Regions from separate parts of the Homo sapiens genome. Here region 2 is linked to region 1. Evidence: chromatin contacts called from ENCODE Hi-C data. All regions are on one chromosome and are shown on one strand. Each heading gives the region's core, a stretch centred on a gene start or an enhancer-like site at or near the end of the contact. The rest is flanking DNA. Distances are from core to core; before and after follow the strand shown.

Region 1 (2,700 bases), core at 182-2,681:
TACTACTTTGTATTATTGTTTTCTAATATTTTACTGTTTATTTTCTGTCTTCCCCACTATCATGTAAGCTCTATGAGAGCATGGGCTTTGTCTGATTTCCACACTGCTGTATCCCCAGGGCCCTGAACTGAGCCTGGCATACAGCAGGCCCTCAATACATATTTACAGAATGAACAAGCATCCTATATATCCAAGCCCCTTAACCAGAGGTTAGTATTGATGAAGTACTTATTATGTGCCAGTCTTTTCACATAGAAACACCTCACAATATCTCAGTGAGGTGAAACATGGCAATAATAAACACATTCTAGTGCTGAGTACATACTTACGAAGTGCCAGCTGCTGTTCTGACCATTTTTACTCATTTAATTACATGAGGCAGGTGGGGTGTCCTATTTTTTAGAAGGTGTCCTATTACTGTTCCCATCTTACAGACAAAGAAACTGAGGCACCAAGGGTTTATGCTACCAAGATCACACGGGTGGGTAACCGTCAGTGCTGCCTGATTTCACAGCGTCTGCTATTAATACAGCACAGCAGACCTGGTAGCCCTAAATTCAAATACCAGTTCCACCTCCACCATGTATTCAGTTATGTGAGCTAGGGCAATCCACTTAACATCTCTGTGCCTCAGTTTCCTCATCTGTAGGATGAGTATAATAATAGAGCCCACCTCGAAATGGGGTTTGTTTCGAGTATAAGATGAGCTAATGCATGTCAAGTGTTTAGAACACAGACGGGGCCCGGAGCGGTGGCTCATGCCTGTAATCCCAGCACCTTGGGAGGCCGAGGCGAGAGGATCGCTTGAGCCAGGAGTTCGAGACCAGCCTGGGCAACATAGCGAGATCTCGTCCCTATAAAAAAAAAAAAAAGAATGCAGACGGCAACGAGCAAGTGCCATATCGGTGTTTAGTATTATCGTTGTACTATACTGCTTCTAACGTGTTTTGAGCGCTGTCCACTTGAGGTGTGATTTCTGTCTGCAAAATAAAACCAATCCTGCCTCTGGCCCTGGAACGAAGATACCGAGAGACAAAGGAGGAACACAAGGTAGGCAAAATTCCCAAGTCTTCTAGGCTTTCGCCGGCCGCGCAGTCCTCTACTGCCTAAGAACGTCCTCTACAGCGCCCCATCTGCCGATCCCGGACTGACCCCTTCGGGGTTCCGTCCCCACTACCCCCCCCCCCCCCCCCGCCTCTCACCTTCTCATACAAGTTTTCGTCCTCGGGTTCTGGGTCCTCTTGCCACGGTGTGGTCGGTTCTGGGGGCCGCTTTCCCGCCACAGCGGACGGGGCGACCACAGTCCTGGAGAAGCTAGATTCCCAGCGGACGCGGGCGGCCGGGAGCCCTCGCGTCGCCGCTGCCGCCAAAAGACGGCGAGCGCTCAAACCAAACAGCCCAGCCGCCATGACAGATGGTGCTGCAGGGTCTCAGGGGCGGGGAAAGAAATGCGACTGTGCGCAGCTGCAGTGGGTGCGAGCGCGACAATCATCGCCCCGCCTCCGCCACGCTATATAGGTCCCAGATCTGATTTGGTTTTCCAATGAGGCGGGGCGTTGAGCAACCCTCTTTGCCTCCAGTTGTCGTGGCTTCGTGGGGCCAACCATTTTCGGCCAGGCTGAGAAATTTCTTATTGATGGGTCTGCTCATTTCCTGCATAGGAAGAAATCGGTGACATTTGGGTGGATACAGTTCCCAGCCAATCGCCCCGAGTTCCCTCGCCCACTGGGGAAAGAGGCAGAGCTTCCGCTAGTCTTTCATCTTCAAAGGAAATCAAGCTTCTAAAAAGCGGGCCCTGCCGAATTGGCTAATAGCTACTCCTTTTCTCCACTAGGGGAGCGTTCGCAAGGGGTGTGGGGAGGTGGCCAGCGCTTGCCAATCAGAGGAGGCCAGGGCTGTCCCCTAGCGGGCGGTGACCAATCGCCGGGGCCGGCCAGAGCGCGCTTCCTTAGTAGGTGGATGGTGGTCGGAGCGCCGACTCCCTTCTCGTCGTCGCCATTTTGAGCTGGTGACTGTGGCCGGCTGGGAGTAGGCGGCAGTGAGTTTCCCTGGGAGGGCAGCGCGCTTGGCGCTTCTCCCCTCCCCCCGATCTGCCTCCAGTCTCGGACTTGGTTGTTGCGCGCTCCGGCTCCGGCTGAGCTGGGAGAGTTGGAGGAGGTGGCGGCGGGCAGAGGTGATGTCTGGGAGCCCTTCCTTGACAGCCCGGGCCGAGAAGGTGAGCGTCGACGCTGGTCGTGGGGGCGGAGGTAAGGGGCCCGGGGCGGGGACGTAGAGGAGGCGCGAGGGCGGACTTCGGGTCGGGGGAGATGCGCGGAACGGAGGGGTTGGTGCAATGTCTCAACCCGGGAGGGTTTTTTTTTTTTTGGTTTTTTTTTTTTTTTTTTTTTTTTTTGGTGTGAGCAAAGGCGCGTGCGCGACTGGGACATGGGATGGGTGCATGCGGGTTGGGGGAAGGGAGGGACGGATGGGAGTGGGCTACTGTGGATCACTGTGTCGGCTACATCGAAGTTTATCAGTGGGGAAGCGGTTGTCTGCGACTTTGAGTTTGTGCATAGGAGAGGGGATGCTGCTCTGTGTTACTCTGGTGTTTATCGGTCCATGGGGAAATATTCTGTGGTTCTGGTCTCTATTCCTGGGGGATCGGAGGGGGGATGTGACTCTGGTCTTTACCCTTTGAGGGGGGGCGGTCTGTGACTCTGA
Region 2 (2,700 bases), core at 12-2,511, 6.5 Mb after region 1:
CTTGCTATTGCGAACAGGTTTTTTATTATTAAAATTTCAAAATGCTTATTGCTTATAGATAGGAAAACTGCCTATATAAACTATTGATATTTGCCTATTTACAAACAAAAATATGATCAATTTCGCCAGTAATCAGGGAAATGCAAATGAAAACAATGACATACGATTTTTTTGCCCTTTAAATTGGCTAAAATTACAAAGATTGATAATACGTGTTGGCATAACTGTGGAAAAATAGGCACTCTCGCACAACATTAAAGAGTGTAAATTAGTACAGGCTTTTGGGAAGGCAATTTGGACAAATCTATCAAAATTCAAAATGCATATACACCCTGACCCAGCGGTTACTCTTCTAAGAATTTCTCCTACAGAAATACTCATACATGGCATGATACATATACACAAACCCATTCATTATGGCATTGCTTGTAATAGTCCCCTCCCTCCCCCAACAGAGAAACAAGCTAATGTATATCAATCGGGAAATGGTTAAATAAACTGTAGTACAATCATACAATGCAGCTGTTTAAAACCCAACATAAATTTGGATTCCCGGATATAAGAAGATCTACAAGACATATTCTCAGATTTTTAAACAAGCAGTTAGTCGAAATGAATGTGTGTGTGTGTGTAGTACCATTTAGATATCAAAACATATATATGCAACGCCTAGTAGTTACCCGCGAAGCCTGCCTGCCCGCCCCTCACCTTCCCTCTCCTCTGAGGCCGCCTTCCTCGAACCAGTGAGAAACGCTGAAGGCCCGGCCTCTACTCTCTCTTTAGGGCCACTTGGCCATGGCTAATGCCGGTACCTCGCATCCCCTCTGTCAGCCGCTCTCTCGCCGCGCCGCCGGCAGCTGCCGGGCTGCCCCCGAAGATGCGGCTAGCTCTCCGCTGGCGCCTGCCGAGGCCTGGGGGAGGGGAGAGGAGGCGGGGTTCAGGGAGGGTTGGGGCAGGCCGCCCTGCCCCTCCAGCAGCCTTTCCCGCAGGCTCCCCAAGGCCGCCACCTCCGCGCCTCCGCGCAGGGTCCCGTGGGAACTCCCCCCCCAACCTCGCCACTGCCACCCGCGAGAAACCGAGAACGGCCGCGCGTACAGAGCTCGCCCTCCAGCCCAGGGATAGACGCTCACCTCGGCCGCAATGGCTCCGCGGGGCCCGCAGGAGCGTGCGGGGTCCGCGGCCCTGCTTCAGCCCTGCTTCAGCCCTGCTCCAGCCCTGCTCCAGCCCTGCTCCAGCCCTGCTCCCCTCGCTAGCCCTCAGTCGAAAGCCTCCTCGCTTCGGCTCAGCTCAAACTCGATTTGGGGCTCCACCCACCGCAAGCGAAGCCCCGCCCCTGCCCCTCGGGAGGGAGCTCCCTCCGCGGTGAAGTCGGGTCCCTTGCAGGGGACCGCGCCTGAGCTACCCAAGGCCCAGTAAATGCAACCATAGAGGATGATAGGGTCGCTAAGAATTGGGATTTGATTCGAGGCACGGTGGAAGCCGCGGAAGGGAACATGATTTGATCTGATTTACCTTTAAAAATTAACGACCTCGCCAGATGCCTTGTGAAGAATGGGGAGTGTGGGGCAAGAGGGCAAGGCTGGACCCAGAGCGGAGGGTGGGAGACGACGTGGGAAGCCGACCACCCAGAGTTCACGCGAGCAAACCCTTAAAACACTTCAGGCACATAGTAAGCCCTCAATAAACATTCTTTTTTCCTCCTTTAATTATTTGGAACGGCAGTGCGATTGACAAGGATCCTGTAGAGGATCTGCATCTGTAAATACATGGGAATAAAAAGGACCTGGTGGGAGATCACCTGTTAACCCTACTTAATTATTGTGGGCTGCGGACGACATTGGAGGGGCGAAGAACTTTGACTTGGAACTCTAGCTACTTCGATAAGGTTTCAATTTTTAATAAAAAGTATGTATTAATTTAGTATTTAAAGACAAAAGCACTATTAAAAGAACTCCTGAGACATCGAGGAAATAAAAACTGTGATTATACCCTCCACTTCTCTAATTCCAGCCCTCCAGAGCAGTGGTTCATCCCTCGAATTGAGAATCTAATGAATGGGTCCCCCACCCCAATATATACTTACACATAAAATTTTGTATATGATCTCAGGAGATGTACAGGGCCCCTTCGAGATACACTGTTTCATTGAATATTTTTACAATTTTTTTTTTTTGAGACAAAGCATCACTCTGTCACCCAGGGTGAAGTGCAGTGGCACGGTCACGACTCACTGCAGCCTCGACCTCCTGGGCTCAAGGATCCTCCTGCCTGCCTACAGTCTCCCAAGTAGCTGGGCCTCCAGGTATGCGCCACCACGCCTGGATAACTTTTTATTTTTTGTAGAGGCGGGGTCTCACTATGTTGCCAGGCTGGTCTCAAACTCTTAGGCTCAAGCAGTTCACCCGCCTCGGCCTCCCAAAGCGCTGGGATTACAGGCGAAAGACCCGGCCCATCTGTAACATTTAGTGGCAACATGAAGCTATACTTTCTTTAGCATGTAATTAACTTCGGTTGTTCTTTTTTCATTTTAAAATTGGTTTCCTAATTACACATGATTATTGTAAAACACGGATAAATTTAAAGTTCCCCTTACATTCATATACACAAATAGAAAAGCATGGCTTTGTTTTTGTTTTTCATTTAAAAAATAAATAGCATCCTTTTTATGTATTGTTATGTTAATTGCTTTATTCACTTAAT

Evidence for each region. Hi-C counts contacts between places; a loop is a spot of excess contacts on that map. Pooled maps may share reads with other maps.
Region 2: a loop to region 1 is called in a pooled map, with 17 times the contacts of the local background. The contact joins the promoter of HUWE1 here to the promoter of NDUFB11 in region 1. A Hi-C loop is called at or near these places in 5 of 50 pooled maps.

The regions. Positions count from the first base shown.
Region 1 is chrX:47,143,271-47,145,970 of GRCh38, forward strand. It overlaps NDUFB11 (NADH:ubiquinone oxidoreductase subunit B11), which reads right to left and starts at 1,432. Exons shown (of 3, transcript NM_001135998.3): 1 at 1,203-1,432. The coding sequence starts at 1,409. It overlaps RBM10 (RNA binding motif protein 10), which reads left to right and starts at 1,951. Exons shown (of 24, transcript NM_005676.5): 1 at 1,951-2,215. RefSeq lists an enhancer at 1,975-2,244.
Region 2 is chrX:53,685,458-53,688,157 of GRCh38, forward strand. It overlaps HUWE1 (HECT, UBA and WWE domain containing E3 ubiquitin protein ligase 1), which reads right to left and starts at 1,262. Exons shown (of 84, transcript NM_031407.7): 1 at 1,131-1,262; 2 at 813-911. RefSeq lists an enhancer at 606-685 and silencers at 896-1,195, 1,269-1,443.